Linked DNA regions of Homo sapiens: region 1 is linked to region 2. Evidence: chromatin loops called from intact Hi-C (ENCODE). Cell type or tissue: mammary epithelial cell. All regions are shown on one strand. Links, peaks and the distances in the headings refer to the core of each region. The heading gives the core; the rest is flanking DNA. Region 1 overlaps CEP250 (centrosomal protein 250). Region 2 overlaps UQCC1 (ubiquinol-cytochrome c reductase complex assembly factor 1).

Region 1 (8,122 bases), core at 1,905-5,904, 210 kb before region 2:
GATAGGAAACCAAGACAGGAGGTGCAAGGGCAATGTGTGGATTATTAATCTGGCCTTCCCTGATTCCCTCACCTGAACAACTGGTAGTAATTAAGAAAGAATCACATTTGAATATGAATTCTCGTCCCCCTCCCTGGCTCTAAATAAATGGCCATGTGCTGGGAATAGGGGTTACCCACTCTCTCAGATGACACATCACACAGCCTTGGCAGAGACTCATCTCTCCTCCTACCCCTGACCCATTCAATTATTTTACCTCCAAGCCCATCCACCTGAGCCAAGGTTCAGGCCCTATAAGGGCATATATAGAGCTGGTAGTATTGCCAATGAAAGGCTAAGAAGAGGTCAGAGTGTCCACCCTGTGACCAGGCTACTGATGTAATGAGTTGGGTGAGATCAACTGGCCAGGAGCACAGTCCAACGAAGTCTCACCTCTCATCCTCACCTCCAGCAGGGTAGAGGGAGTAAAAGGGCCTCAGGACCCCATGTTTTTGCCCTTCATCCTCCCTTGCCTGCTTCTTAAGTGTGGTGAGCAGAGTTGAGCTTGCACTCCTCCTCAGCTGTGCCCAGAATCATGTGGAGGGCTCTCTTGGTTTGGAGCACACTGGCAGCTCTTGCTTCTTCCTCTTCCCTGCCCCTGTCCCCTGGCCCCATTCCCCCGCTCTGCAGAGTACTGGGTCAGAAGGCAGGAGGTGAGGTATTGCAGGGTGGACAGCTGAAGGTATCATCTACCCCAAGGCCAAACTAAAAAAACCAGGAATCTGTCCCATGGGCTGAGATGAGGCCTGCAGGCAAAGCCTCAGGCCTGGAAGTCAGCTCACTGCTTTTGTGGCTGGGGTTTCCCACCCCACAGGTACTTCTAGAAGTTCTGCCACTGGCCCCAGAGCTGCAGAGGTTCTGTGGCTGCTCAATTCAGCCCCGCATCTACAAAGCCTGCCTTCACCAGCATGGTGTGTCTGCCTGGTTTGATCAGCACTTCAGATGGGCCCTGAAGCCCCGATGCAACTGGAGACCACGCCATCTCCAGAGGCCGGTGGATGCTCGGTCCTGGGCTCTGGGCTGCATCCTCTTCTTGATCCCTTCCTCCGCTGGGCCTCCAGTTGCAATGGCTCCAGCCTTTCCTTGGTACTGGAACCAGGGGTGAGTGATAAACAGTCTGTGTTCTTCTCCATAGGCACCAATGCTAGGACACCTAACCCAATTCCGGCTGGTCAAGAAGCTACTCCAACCGATCCCCAGGTCACAGCTAGACCCCGAGCTCCGACTCTGCCAGTCCTGGGCCATGCGTATTTGGAATATAGGATAACCATCACTGAGCACCACACTGTGCTCAGGTGGGGGCAGAAGGGTGAGGGTGGGAAGCAGCACCACTCTGTGAGCCCCAGTGCCTTCCTATCTCTGTAGAATAAAACAGGGCCTATTCTGGGCTTTAAGAATAACGTGGACAACAGAACTCCCCTGCACTTAAAGCACCCCGAATACTCATGGCCTGCATGAGAACACCCACATGCTGTGGGTGTCGAAGCCTCCAGACCTAGTGTGGACTGCAATGGTTTTATCAGGCGGTATGACCAGTGGGGGCCCCAGACCTGGCGCAGACAGCCTTTGGCACTTTGGTGTCAACATTGATCTTGCCCTCCCTGTGCAGCCTGTAACTGTACACTCCCCACCCTCCTTATCTCAACATACACCACCAGCTTCTCCTCCTTTAACGGGTACATTCAGTTTTTCTGCCTTCAGGGTGCTGGCAGTCCCATGTGGGAAGCAGAGCAGCAAAGGTCCTTGGGTTGGGAGGTGATGGTCACTGCTCTAACACACAAAGCACGTGGGATCCTTGAGAGAACAGGGGCAGCACCCGCCGGACCTCAGCACTCCCCGGAAACAAGAACATTGCCCAGCCTCTGACGACTCTTGTCCCCTCCTGCTTTCAGGCCTTTCCAGCCAGTACCAGCTTCTATCAAAGCAGACAAGATTAGGAAGGGGGAAAAAAGTTTTCTGCAAGAAGATAATCTCTGTGGCTGAGCTCTAACCTCTACTCCTGCATGTTCTGGTGGCCAATTGCACCTTCCTCAAGTACATCCACGAGAACTGGCTGGACTGCCAGGGACTCCTCCCGTCTGCTGGATTCACCATTCTGGTTATACCCTGCCACATGTGACAAGGTCAGGAAAGGAGGCTCCGGCCTCATGCCCTTAGGCAAAGTTGGGTCCCCCCTGGATGACACATATTCCTTCCTTCACACTTCCCCACTTCAGGTCTCTTTGGGTCTGGAGCTGATGAAAACAGCAGTTGTCACCATTATTGGTGGGACACTCCACAGAGGCAATCCTGCTACTGGGCAAGGAAAGTGTACTTTAGAAAGCCGGAGTGGAAGATCATCCACAAGCTCGAGTGTGAGGGCAAGAGCACAGTCTACACTTGAACTGAAGGCCAGCCCTGCTCTGAATATCTGGTGGGGAGGGGAGACCCTAGGCCGAGGTCTATAATGGAGCTGGGGGGCTCTTGAGGGTTGGATGGAAAGAGAAGAGCAAATACAGATTAGTCTAGTCCTGAATAAAGACCCTGCTTGGCAGCCTCTAAGATGTCTTTCAGCTGCTGGAACCTCTCTGAGGCCCAGAAGGTATGTGGGGCCTAAGGCCCTGGCTCATGACCTACAGAAAATGATGCTGAGAAGAAACTCTAAGGTAAAAAACAGGGACCCTCTGTCAGCCCGAGCCTGAGAACCAGGGCTGGAGGATGTAACAAGTGAACAACCAAGAGAAGTCTTGTCTCTGACAACTCCTAGCATAAAAATGGCCTAAAGGGCCGGGCGCGGTGGCTCATGCCCGTAATCCCAACATTTTGGGAGGCCGAGGTGGGTGGATCACCTGAGGTCGGGAGTTCGAGACCAGCCTGATCAACATGGAGAAACCCTGTCTCTACTAAAAATACAAAATTAGCCGGGCATGGTGGCACGTGTCTATAATCCCAGATACACAGGAGGCCGAGGCAGGAGAATTGCTTGAACCCAGGAGGTGGATGTTGCCACTGGTGAGCCGAGATTACGTCACTGCACTCCAGCCTGGGCAACAAGAGCAAAACTCTGTCTCAAAAAAAAAAAAAGGAAAAAGAAATAAATGGCCTAAAAGCCAGGTAAGGATTTTAAGCTACAGGGAATCTGACTGGAAATAGGGACCAGGACAGCATTTCTGGGGCCCCAGATCTGTTTCTGGGGTTTCAGAAGTTTTCACTAAGCATCTGTTGCTGAGCTGCATGTGTAGGTTTCTGGAACAAAGCTCTAGTCGCTGTGAACAGCCCCATTTCCACTCTGTGTGGTGCAATGAGACATAATGGGGCTGAGCCCCAAATTAGGAGGTCTGGGTGAGTGGGTGCTGCTCTTACCCCTCCCAGATTCTTGGCTAGGTCTCAGTTCCATCCCCAGGCTTAGTAAAGAGGAATTCCAGATTATGGTGGGAGTGCCAGAGGAAGGTAATGGCCTGCTTCTTTAAGGAAAACTGTTCTGGTTGGGCATGGTGGCTCACACCGGTAATCCCAGCACTTTGAGAGGTTGAGGTGGGAGGATCACTTGAGCCCAGGAGTTTCAGGCTGCAGTAAGATGTGATTGTGCCACTGCACTCCAGCTTGGAAGACAGGACAAAACCCTGTCTCTTAAAAAAATTAAACAATTTTTAGGCTTTGAGGAGGTTGCCAGCAATAGGTCTTAAGCCTGTGAGCTGGGTTCTGTCCAGCCTCCACTAGGACCAGTCCATGGGTGAGAAGTTCCGCCATAGTCCATCCTTCTGATTGGCTTGACACATGGTTGGACTACAGGCGACCAGATCAGTTCCAGCTGATATGCCCAGGAAGCGACATCTCAAGGACATTCACCCAGAGTAGAAGAGGAATGAGGCCATGTGGAGCTTCTGAACTCAGAGACTCTGACTTTAGCTAAAGGTCAACGCTGTGTTTTTGAGGCCCCAGAACTTCTTTTAACCCTCCAAAATCTCCCCGCTCAACCCACCCAAGCTCAGCCCCAACCCCCTGCCACAGTCAGACCAGTCTTCTCACTGTGTGCTTGGCAACACCTCCAACCCCACTCCATCTTTCAAGGGCCAGTTCGTGCCTCCCTTCCTCAGCCCCTGGAATTTCTACAGTTCTTCTAGTCAGTACACAGAATTGCCTCTGACTCATAAATGAGTGTTAGCCTGTTCTCATCAACTGGACTGTAGGCTGTCTGTGGACAGGGGCTTTGTCTTGTGTGTTCTCTGTAACCCTTCCCTATCACAGTGCATGGTGTACAATAAATGCATGCTACCTCAACAGGAATCTTTGGCAAGTTCTTCCCAGATAAACTCCCTTGATGTGGTGCTGCCACCCAGCTGCACAAGTGGAGACAGCAGCAGAAAATGAATGCAAAGATCCCAGGGTTTATTGTTGAAGGAGAAGATGAAGGAGGTGGTGAAGTGCTAGGAAAATAAATTCTAGATGAGAGGCAGTACATGTCCCTCAGCCAGGGCAAGGCACCCCTCTGGGTGATTCCATAGGGAGCAAGCAAATGCAATTTGCCTCATTCCCAGGTGAGTTGGGGTCCTCCCCAGGGTTGCAGATTTACTTCCTCTTCCTGGGAACACCCGCCGACCTGGGGCTCCTGGGTGCCTAACAGAGCCAGGCTTTTCCTTTGGCAAACCTGTAGGTGTGCGGAGGGGCCATGACCCATGACACAGTCTTCTGTCTGTGTGCTCCTGGCTGTGGCTGCTACCTGGAGGCGGCTTGGGTAGTGCTGGGGCTGGGGTGTAGCAGGACTGGCCCTGGGGATGTCAGACTTTGAGTCAGGGACTCATCCAGCCTGCGGGTCTCTGCCTCCAGGACAGTGGCCTCAGGGGCCTGGGCCACGGCAAGAAGTGAGTGTGAGAGGCTGTGGTGCAGGCCTGCTAGCTCACGGCTGGTCTGTGCTGAGCGGGTGATGTAGTCCTGCTTCTGCTTCCGCTCCAAAGTCAGCTGAGCTTGCAGCAGGACCACCTGGTGGGCAGGAAAAAAAAAAAAAAGCGAGAGCAGCTGAGGGCCCTGAAGTTGTCCCAGCTCTTCCTGCTCTGTGTTCTCTGAAGCTCGTTGGCTGATCATCTGAATCAACTCTACCACATACACGAATCTCAGAAACAGGCTGTAGAGAGTTTAGAGGAAGGGCCCTTAGGAATTCTAGAATCCAGTGATTCTCAATCCTGGCTGCACATGTGACTCAAATAGCGCGCTTGAAAACCACAAAGCTATTCATCAACTTCACTGAAAGATAATTTACATGTGAAAAATGCCCAGTTTTAAATGTACATTTTGATGAGGCTGATAACAATATATACTCAAGTATAACCACTATCTGACTTTTTTTTTTGAGACAGAGTCTTGCTCTGTTGCCCAGGCTAGAGTGCAGTGATGCAATTTTGGCTTACTGCAACCTCCACCCCATCGGGTTCAAGTGATTCCTGTGTGTCAGCCTCCTGAGTAGCTACGATTACAGGTGTGCACCACCACGTCCAGCTAATTTTTGTATTTTTAGTACAGACAGGGTTTCGTCATGTTGGCCAGGCTGGTTTCAAACTCCTGACCTCAAGCGATCCGCCCACCTTGGCCTCCGAAAGTGCTGGGATTTCAGGTGTGAGCTACTGCACCTGCTTTGACTTTTTAATAAAATAGAAAAACATTCTGAGTTTAATAGAATTCAAAGTAATAGCTTAGGTCTAGCTACAGAGTCAGGCCCTGCCAGTAGTGACTACTGATTTCTGAAATAGGCTCAGAAATAAAAAGGTAACACTTATGATTCCTGCAACTTGAAAGGGAGAGTGGACTTTTAGTTGAGGCCTAAGAGGCAGGAAGGCTCTTCAAGTCACTTCTCTGCGAGTGGCGGCTTGAGCTGAGCTGTGTGGCCTGGAGCTTGTGCTGAGCTGTGTGGCCTGGAGCTTGTGCTGGTGCCTGGCTCCTCTGTCTGGGGCACTGGCAACAGTCTTGGCTGCGAGGGCACCTCTGAGGGCAGGGAGGCCAGGATGGCTTCCCTTGCTCCCACCTGTCCTCCTAGAATCTTCTGCCTGCTCCTCAGCCCTCTTCCTATTCCTTTCCCTTTCTAAGTATGGATTTGGAAGTCGGGGGCCAGGATCATGCTTTCTTCCCCACTCCCACCCTAGGCATATGAGAGATGGGGTTGGGACTGGGACTATTTTTGCCTCCCATGGAGACTGAAGTTCTCTGAAGGGAGGAACTTCCCCTCTCCCTGCTGGAGGTGCACAAAGGGCCTGAGTGCAAGGGAGGGAATATGGGCTTAGAAAATCCAGAACATACCTCTTTCTGCAGTTCAGCCACACACTTGGCATCTGAGTTCTTCTGTCCTCTCCCATCCTAAGGAAGACAAACAGCACTCTTGTTGGCATAGGCCTTCCCACTCTGGGGTTTCTGCAAGTTTCCTTGCAGAACCTCATCACAATCTTAGGGGCCTGGGCAAGGGCTATGGGCCAGAAGCATCTGAACTCAGACTGGACGTCTATGGGGCAGCAGGCCCTGCAGCAAGGAGAGGCCCCACACCAGCATAATGGGCAACGCCATGGAGACCTGACACAAAACATCCAAAAGGCCTGGATGGCATTTGCTTCTCTGAGGCATGTTTTAATTTAACAGAAGTACACCATGTATCTGCTTTGTGCTAGCCCTGGGCTGTGAGCTAAGGATGCAGAGAGGAAGACACGGTGCCTGCCCTTGAGAACTTTCAATAAAGGACAAGGGATGGAGATCTAGTGCTCAGCCACCATAAACAGCGCCTCCCTGTCAGGCTGCAAGCCTGTGTCTGTTGGCAGGGATACCTCACCTAGACGAGTAGTTTGGGGAGTCTTCCCCAAGCCTCTTACCCAAAAAAGGGACACTGGCTCCAGGAAAGACCATGGACCCTAAGCCTATAAACTCAACATTGTAAAAAGGTCTAAGAGATCAAGCTGTGATCAAGCTCCTAGGCTCCTCAGGAGCTGGCAAGCACCACACAACCCCCATACACCAGGGATCCTAAGCAGAGCCCCATGAGCCCCACTCCCGGGCCAGCCTGTGGCACTGGTCTGGGAGTACACAGATCTAAGTCCCTCAGAAGGCAGGGCCACTAGCCACCCCAACCCCCACCCCAATGTTGGGCCTCCTTCTCAGGGCAGGGACAGACTGAGCTGTGCCGAGCAGGGCAGAATGCAGTCAGGAGGGGCTCTCTGGACTAGCTGAAGTGCTGTTGGCCCGGGATATGCAATGAGGAGGGCTGAGTTTCTGGTGGCTGGGGTTGGGCTCTCTAAGGCTGCAGCTGAGGAAAATGAGTAAACCTGCTGTGTGGGTGAAGAAGCCGTGGCCTTGCTGATCTCTAGGGACCCTGCCTGGGCCGCACGCATGGCCTCCCTCTTCAGCTTCCTCCGTTCTCGCTCCACCTGCCAAGGTGCAAATAAGAAATCAGGGCTCGGCTTGGCTCTGTGGTTGGAGCAGAGCTGCCTTTCTCCAGAGGTGGCCAGTGCCTGTGCAGGTATATGAGGGGACAGTAACCATGGGAAGAGAACTCCTGGCTGAGGAAGGCACAGCTAGGGCAGGCCTCAGTGCAAAGAAGTGCTCCTGAAGCAGAAGAGGCAGGGCCAGCCTCTCAGACCTCTGGAGCAAAGGCCAGCAAAGTTCTCCTGCAGTAAGTACTGTAGGCTTTGTGGGGCATAGCAGGGAAGCAGCCATAAACAATGCATGGCTGTATTCCAATAAAACTTAATTTTCAGGGCTGGGCGTGGTGGCTCACACCTGTAATCCCAGCACTTTGGAAAGCTGAGGCAGGCGGATCACAAGGTCAGGAGTTCAAGACCAGCCTGGCCAACATAGTGAAACACCATCTCTACTAAAAATACAACAATTAGCCAGGCATGGTGGTGCATGCCTGTAATCCCAGCTATTCAGGAGGCTGGGGCAGGAGGATTGCTTGAACCCGGGAGGTGGAGGTTGCAGTGAGCGGAGATCGTACCATTCCACTCCAGCTCTAGGAGACAGAGCAAGACTCTGTCTCGGGAAAAAAAAAAACAAACTTAATTTTCAGAAACAGGCAGCAGGCTGGATTTGGCCCACAGGCTGTAATTTACTGAGCCTATGCTCTAGGGAC
Region 2 (8,122 bases), core at 2,528-6,527:
CTTCAGCCTGGGTGACAGAGTGAGACTTCATCTCAAAACAAAACAAAACAAAGCAAAGCAAATGGGAATATAATATCTATTCTACTTGGCAAACATAATCATTAGGAGCTAGGCGTGTGAGGGAACCCTAACAGTCTGAAACAGTTGGGTTGTTCTCACTATTAGTGGGTCCTGAGTCATCCTTTTCCTTCTGATGGCTCAGGAATTCCTGATTATGAATTTGCCCCTTCCCAGCCATCTCACCCGCTGCTAAAGTTGCCTGTTTTCCCATCCTGGGCTCTGCCCATTCTCCAGGTCCCCATAACACGCGCTCCCAATCCCATTCCTTTCTGCACAGCACATGTGGGTTGCTGCCAGCAGCGCTCTGGCATGTGCCCAGGCACAGCAGACACAGGCACGCTGTTGTGCTAGCAAATCGTTTGCAGAAGGGTGATGTGCCTGAGCTTGTCCTCTGCTCCTGTCCCCATGTGCCAGAAAAAGCCAGTTTTCCTGACTCAGCCATTGTGCCAGGACAGTCCTAAGCTGTGGAACCGTAAGGAGGGTTTATCAGAGAGCATTTGGAACAGGTGGAATGTTTTTCTACCAAACTGTCAGCACCCCATACTGGACATGGCCCTTGTTGGCAGCAGGCCTGGAGCCAGACCTCACATACCACAATGCCCAAGAGGACAGACCACAATAAAATGTCGAATAAAGTGATCCTGGGTCTTTGGGTAATGTTTACCACTTACAGAGCCATTCATGGCCAGTATCTCTTAATTCTCACAGCAACTCTGTGGGATAGGTATTATTAGGCTTGTTTGACTCATGAAAAACTGAGGCTCAGGAATGGCTAATAGCTTCTTAAAGGCCGCATGGCCATCAAGTGACACAGCTGGCATTCGAACTCTGTGCTCTGGCTCCCAGACCCCACGGTTTTGACTGTATCCCCGCTGTCTGCCAAAGCATGCTCCTAATCTTTGTATCCAACAGATTACACTTAACAAATAGTTCAAGAATGCTATAAGTAGAGCAGGTAACTTCATCTGTTTTGAAGAAGTAGAAGATTGAGACTTTGGTTTAGTCAGCTGCCACCATCACTGATCTTGGCAGAGGTGGAATTAGGACTTGATCTCCCTTCTAACTCCAAGTCAGCACATCGATTCCACACACTACCTTGGCACCTGGACAGAGCAACTTCTCAGGGCCTGTTCCATCAGCCACCTTCACCCCAGGAAGCAAGACTCTCAGCCCTCCCTCCTCTAGAGGTCCAAGCTAGAAAATGTCCTTAGCTGGTGGCTGGGGCTCTTATTTTGCTCTGTAATCTTTAAGCTTCCCAACAGAAGTCTCCTCTGCCAAAAGAGGCAGCGTTAGGCACACACACACATGCAAGCTCTGAGCCTGGCCCTCTGTGGCCCCAGCAATCCTGCTGAACATCCTGTTCCCCTACTTAGGGAGAGGCTGGGCCCAGAGTTGGGTAAGAGTGAAGACAAGGTAGCTGGCTCCCTTCCCCCAAGGACCAGTTGCCTTGCCTTGGTCCTTGGACCAAGCAAGAAGGCACAGTCCATGCCCACCTCCATTCCTGGGAGAAACATACATTCACAATATTCCCAGCCCGTGCCCTGTGGACAGCAGGGGGAGCATTGCTGCTATGGACAGCAGGGGGAGCATTGCTGCTACTGTTTCTCTTCTCAGCCTCTCAAGTGTTGCCTGGGCCAGGCGCAGTACGGAGTACTGCCTGAGTCCCAGCTCTGCATCACCTAACTGGTGGCTTGGCCCCTCTGGACCCCCTGTTCTCCCTCTGTATGTAATAAAATGAAGGGATTGGGCCAGATACCCTTGTAAGACCCCTTCCACCTCTACTGTGTGACTGCCCCATTTTCCTCTTGTGCGTGGAGGGCCCTTCTGAGCTGATTCCATGGTTGCTAGCATGTTCATAGTATCCCCACCGTCTGTGTCCTGGCTCTGTGGATCCCTCAGGAGACCACTGCTGTGCTGTATGTTCCAGGGGATCCTTTCAGATGATCATGGGCTGGCCGCTGCCCTCTGGAGAACCTTCTTCAACCGGAAATGTGAAGACCCTCGACATCTTGAATTGCTGGTAGAGTATGTGAGGAAACAGGTGAGTGACCCTTTCCCTCCCCTCCCAAGTCCTGGCAACAGTGGGTCCTCCTCTTGGGCTTTCAGGGGATCATGAGAGGTGGAGTTACCAAGGACCAGCCTGAGAGAATTCTGACCAGATCACATCAGCACTAGACGCTGAAGAAGGAGCGCCTTCTGTATGTCCAACCATGAACTGGGCCAGGGAGCGGGAAATGGGAAGAGAGAGAGAAAGAGGCATCGAGTAGTCTCCTGCCCTCAGGAACTTTGAGTCATTCATTCACTGTGCACCTCATTGCCTACTGTGCGCCCAGTGCTATGCTAGCAGCTGGGCCCACAGAGTCCTGGCAGATATGAGCACGTGGTGTAGTAGCAGCTGCCCACTGTGGACCCCTTCTCTACCCACTTGGATTTGTTTCCTGCTCCTGACTTCCAGCAAAACTGGGCAGCAGGCAGCATTTCACAGACAGCCTCTTCCTGCTAGATGCTCTCCACAGTCAAGTAGAGTCCCCCCACTTCAGTTTCTCACCCCTCTGGCTCCCCAGGGCTCCCCGACATCAAAGCTTCTACGAGAAAGCTCCGCAGTGGGGGCTGCTTACCCACATAGCTGTCCTCAAGCCCCGGGGAATTAATTCCTTGACCTCCCTGCCCTCAGATCCTGTATTGATGGGAAACTCATACTTGATAGATGAGTGAGCTGACTGGCAGCGAAGAGGACATAGAGGCTCTTCCAGGGCCTCCCAGTGAGTCAGCCTGCACAGCTGCCCTAGGGCCCCAAGCTGTGTGATTCATGTGACCACTGAGGCCTCAGCTGCCTCAGACAGCTCAGGCTGTGCCATGAGTCACACCTTTGCTTCATGGCCTGGCCCCTGGAGCTGAAGGGGTGTCACGCCACAGTTACTCTCTTGTTCACTTGTATTCATGGTCTTCAACAACCAGGAAAGGCAAGGCTGGACTTCAGCTCTTGAGAAGACAGGGCCCATAGGACTAGCTTGTTAACTGCTGGAAAAACCACATACTGGGGCTCTGCAGACCCACAGGGTAGAGAATCCCAGGAGCCAGGACTTCTGTTTGACCACTCTTCAAATCTGCTAGAGCCAGGGAGAGGGCACGGCATGGCCAGAGGGCCCCACTCACAGAGAATTCTGATACTCTGTTGACTGGACTCACCCTCAGACGGGAGTAGCAATTCGCAAAGCAAATGCTGTGTTTTCTGAGAGACCTGCCCAACATTTCCATCTGCCATGGTGGGCTTGTGCCAGAAGCCCCAACAAGACACACTGGGACTTCTCCGAGGGCCCTCTAGGAAGGGGCTGCCACAACCATTGTCCCTACAAGAGGTCCCATGTGGCCCCAGTGAGAGGCAGTGGAAAAACCGTGAAGGGGTTCTTGGGAAAGCAGGGAGCTTTGGTGGGGACCCAGTTCTATCAGCAAACCTTTTGAGCACCTGCTGCTCCATGTACTCTTGGGAAAGCAACGATTAATAAGACCCAGTCCTGCCCTCGAGGAGCCAGCTCATGGTTTGGTGAGGAAGCCCAGGCACACGGCTAACCCTGGAGTAAGCCAGCCTGTTATGTGATACAGGGAGGGCAGAGTGCTGAAGGCCGGGAAAGGAAGAGCAGGAGCTGGGCCTTGAGCAGACTGTTTGGTGTGGCCGATGGCCCAAGAGCCAACCAGAGGTTCTGTTGAGATTTTCAACCCAGGAGGTGGGCAGAGGGGTGGCACTGGGGGCAGAAATGGAGTCACTGTAAGGGAGGAGTGGGCTTTAGGGAAGAGATGGCAGGGCAGGTGGGAATCCAGAGCCAAGACACGTGCGAGAGGCTGGGGTTGAGTTCAAGCGTCAGCAGCTGGAAGCGGAAGCAACCAGAGTGGTGGATTCTTGGAAGGGGGAATGACCTAAAGCCTAAGATGAAGTCTCCTGGCCCTGCAGCAGTGGCTTCTCTGGATGATGACCATTTTAATGGCAGAGCTGTCTGCCCCTACTGTCCTAGAGAGGTGATACTGGGGCCCACTGACCAGGGGCCCACTAGAGGACAACAGAGGCATACATATGTTTAAAGCGTGAGTGCCTAGCACTGCATATATGCATATTGTTGAATCTCTTCATGTGTCCTGTGAGGTACCTGTTTCTATCCCCTCTCTCAAGACAAGGGAACTTAAATCTCAGAGAGGGGAAGCTGCCACCCTGGGTAGCAGCACTGGGAAGGGACAGAATCAGGACTCTCACCCAGCAGTGCTGGGGTGGACAGCATGGCTGTGTGCGCTGCAAGCCCTGACTTCCTGGCCTGCAGGAGCTGTCTAGGGAGGGCGTGTAGGGGAGACGTGTCCTTGGGAGGTGTGTGTCTGTCTCCATTCAGAGGTGTGATAGGGAATTCCCTAACTGCCCCCGCCACCCAGCTCCCCAGTGACTGCTTTCTCTGAACCACCTTAGTGAAATTATCTAGGAGATCAGAGACGGCTTGGCCTGGGACGGCTTGGTCTGGGACCTGGGATGGTCAGAAGCCCCCCTCATGCCCCGTCCCCTTCCTTCCTCTCCTCTGGGAGGCTGGTTCCTGACGCTGGCTCCTCACCTCTGCCCTGCCTCTGTCGCTTCCTCCTTCCCCCTCCCCTGGTTGCAGATACAGTACCTGGACTCCATGAACGGGGAGGATCTGCTTCTGACAGGGGAGGTGAGCTGGCGCCCTCTAGTGGAGAAGAATCCTCAGAGCATCCTGAAGCCCCATTCTCCGACTTACAACGACGAGGGACTTTGATGGGCTGGGCCCTCCGCACGGCCCGCCAGCTGGCTTCGAGGAACCTCCAGGAGAGAAGTGCCTGTTGGTCCAGGACCCTGCAGAAAGTGGCCTGAACTGACCTCTGAACAGCATCTGTCAAATACCTGGCCCCATTTGTGTTGAGTTTCCTCTTAGTGTGCCCAGGAGTCTGATCTGCTGGGGTACAGGGCTGGGAGAACCCCTAGCTCTCCCGGGGTGTCCTCTCCCTTAGGGGAAGCCCCGAGTGAGAGTCCCCCAGCACACACTCCCCAACCCCCTCCAGCAACTACATGTGACTGATAGCTTTTCCCAAAGGCCAAGGAAGGGATGGTGTAGGTTCAAAAGGGAAACCCCCCAGGGCCTGCTGTGGCCTAGGAGCAGATTGTAATGCTGCCGAGTCCGGTCGGTGACCACGCGTTGTCCCTCGGCTTTCAGCCATGGGGTTGAGTTGGCCATTAAAAGAAACAGAGACTTCTCTCTGCCATGGCCCTTCTTTATTCCAGGGACTTAGAAACTTGCCTGAGATGGTGGACGCAGTAATGAGGGCACCGCGCAGCTCAGTTAGAGACGGAGAAAGGGAAGAGGCTGGGATGGTCTCTGCTGCTCTTGCCTCTAGTTCATGGAGATGTGTCTCTGTTCAGGCCAAGATACAGCCAGCCAGGCCTGTCGTCTGGGACCCAGGAGGCCTCTGATGACCAAGGGCTTTCACATCCTAAGTCATTTGGAAGGAGGCCTTGAGAACAAAGTCACCTTTGTCACTCCCAGTGAACTGAATGAGGAACATGCTGTCTCCTGTCTTGGCCTCCCCTTTCATGAGATACTGGGGAGAAGAGAACATTCCTCCTGGCTTAGTTGTAGCAGACCCAGACCTGTGCCCAGCTTTGGTCCCCCTTCCCAACTTCTGAAGCACGTGCTGCAGAGCCACCTTGGTCTGAGCACCTGAGGACCAGCCCCTCCTCCCTCAGTGCGGGTCATCTCTTGGGGGATTTTCTTAAAGTGAAGAAAGGGGGTGGGGAACCATATTGCCCCTCCCTCCCCCATCAAACTTCCTTCATTTAACTTGCTATAAAATGAGTCATATAAAGAAACTCTATATGGGTGAGGTATATCCCACTTCTGTGAAAACATTACAAATCAAACCGCTTCTCTCAGTTTATTTAAGATGCTTTTGTTGCGAGCGGAGCTCTAGAGTGAAGCCTCCTGTGTGTGTGTGAGATAATAACACCTTGTAACTCATTACAGCTGGGCACTATTTACATAAACCAGAGCTGAGCCAGGCAGGAATTTGCTGATTAATTTATTTTTAATGGAGTGAAGTATACCATGCACCAAAATAAACTTTACTGTGTGTACCTAACTGCTCCTGGAATGGATGGAAAAATTAATGGAACAGATTTTGGCTCCCAACTCTACACATTAATTCATATATAAAAGTTATTTGAGCTTTAACCCATTTGCTGCCCAGGGTAGCTCCCCAGCCACAGATCCCAGCTCATGGCACCAGTTCAGCTACCGGGCTTGCTTTAGAATCCTGGAAGCTCAGATTTGGAAGGAACTTGAAAGGTCATTTGGTCCAGCCCTGGTCCAGAACCTGACTCCCCTTCTTAGCATCCCAGTCAGCCAGTGTTCATGCAGGCCCTGGGTGAGTCCCTCCAGCATCTGATGGTCCCTGCCTACAGAGCTAGTCCTGTCTGCTCAGGAGTTTGTCGTCGTGCAACACAGCAACTTGCAGTATGGAGCTGCCTTTGAAGGAGCCAGATTGGATCTATCGTGTCTGATGTTGGTGAGCCCTCACTTCTTGGCCATCAGCACCTTTCCCTGACTCTGCCAATCCCCCTCCCCTTAAGATCTATTCCAGGTTCCTTGGAGGCTACCCTTATTCTTGGTTTGGCCACTGCCTCCATTCCTGTTTTTATGAGTCTACCCATCTCTTCTCTGAGCACACTGAACCTCTTGGGGTTACCTGGAGAGATCATGCTATGTGTCCTCTACCTAGAACCTTTGTCCCTCCCTCTCCTGTCCCCTCCAGGTACAGTCACGATATCCGTGCTGCTCCCCACGTGGTTCTCTGCTCTGGAGCACTTACCTTTTTATTTATGTAGAGACAGTTTCTCACTATGTTGATCCTCCCACCTTGCCCTCCCAAAGTGCTAGGATTATAGGCATAAGCCTCCACACCTAGCCCTGGTAACACTTACCTTACCATGTTAAAATGATTTTTTTACCCACCTCCTACACTGTACTGTGAGCTGCCTCAGCGTGGAGTGGACACTGTGTTTGTGTTGGTCACTGTTGTTTTTCCAGTGCTCAGCCAAATGCCTGATTCATGATCAGCATCAGTGTATACTTGGATAAATGAAAGAATGAATGTGTGACTAAATCACCAAGTGTTATCAATACAACCCCAACCAAAAAGCCCCCTTCTGGACCATTCTCAGTGTGACCCATACAGTTTCACTTATTTTAGCGACTTAATATTGAGCACTCCCTTTGGTCTTAGCATAGGAACCAAAATGGAAAGTTCTTTCCATAGCTAAATGCTTTTCTAGTGTAACTCATTATTGTACAAAACAAGTGAAGGACACAATTTCTTGCCTTCAGGGAGACTGCTCTGTAGGAATGATTTTGTCATTTATTAATATTTGTATTCTGTATTCTTCCAGAAAAGATCACAGCAGATTAAGAGACACAGTTTGTAATAAAATTGTAGGCTGGGTGCAGTGGCTCATGCCTGTAATCCTAACACTTTGGGAGGCCGAAGTGGGCGGATTGGTTGAGTCCAGGAGTTCAAGACCAGCCTGGGCAATACAGTGAGACCCTGTCTCTACAAAAAGTTAGCTGGGTGTGGTGACATGAGCCTGTAGTCCCAGCTACTCAGGAGACTGAGGTAGGAGGATCACCTGAGCCCAGGAGGTGGGGGTTGCAGTGAGCTGAGATCATGCCACCACACTCCAGCCTGGGCAACAGAGTGAGACCCTGTCTCAAAAAAAAAAAAATCCTTAAAGTTTGAAAGATCAGATCCAGGTATTGGGAGGGAAAAAGAGGGAAAATAATTATGTTGGAAAACCTGGACTGCTAATGAGCAACTTTCATATGACTTTTTTAAAATTTTATAAAATACTGTAAATGCATTGTCTCACAACAATCAGGTAAAACAGGTATTGCCCTCATCATTTTTATTATCCCTTTAACACAAGTGAGGGGACTGAAGCTTAGAGGGGCCTAGAGAAAGAGTGATCGAGGATAAGAAGGGGCCAAGAGTGCTCCAGCCCACGACAGACCCTGGGGAC

What was found. A loop is a pair of places that touch in the nucleus more often than their neighbours do. Peaks named below come from ENCODE experiments on the same cell type or tissue, not always from the same donor. Only the 100,000 strongest peaks of a DNase experiment are listed, where the experiment ranks them.
Region 1: a loop joins it to region 2, with 2.7 times the contacts of the local background. A loop is called at or near these places in 1 of 110 quality-filtered maps.

The regions. Positions count from the first base shown.
Region 1 is chr20:35,508,239-35,516,360 of GRCh38, reverse strand. It overlaps CEP250 (centrosomal protein 250), which reads right to left. Exons shown (of 35, transcript NM_007186.6): 33 at 7,317-7,418; 34 at 6,307-6,363; 35 at 1-4,998. The coding sequence ends at 4,735. Among named protein-coding and RNA genes, the nearest start is that of C20orf173, 17 kb to the left of the region's middle. In mammary epithelial cell, for the core only: a CTCF peak has its summit at 4,354; no DNase peak of the experiment used is centred there.
Region 2 is chr20:35,300,645-35,308,766 of GRCh38, reverse strand. UQCC1 (ubiquinol-cytochrome c reductase complex assembly factor 1) reads left to right here. Exons shown (of 10, transcript NM_018244.5): 9 at 1,988-2,101; 10 at 4,698-6,189. The coding sequence ends at 4,832. Among named protein-coding and RNA genes, the nearest start is that of FAM83C, 12 kb to the right of the region's middle. RefSeq lists enhancers at 2,767-3,061, 2,154-3,353, 3,645-4,465. In mammary epithelial cell, for the core only: a CTCF peak has its summit at 4,764 (motif pointing left); DNase peaks (open chromatin) are centred at 2,876, 4,766, 5,766, 5,856 and 1 weaker place; H3K27ac peaks cover 4,000 bases.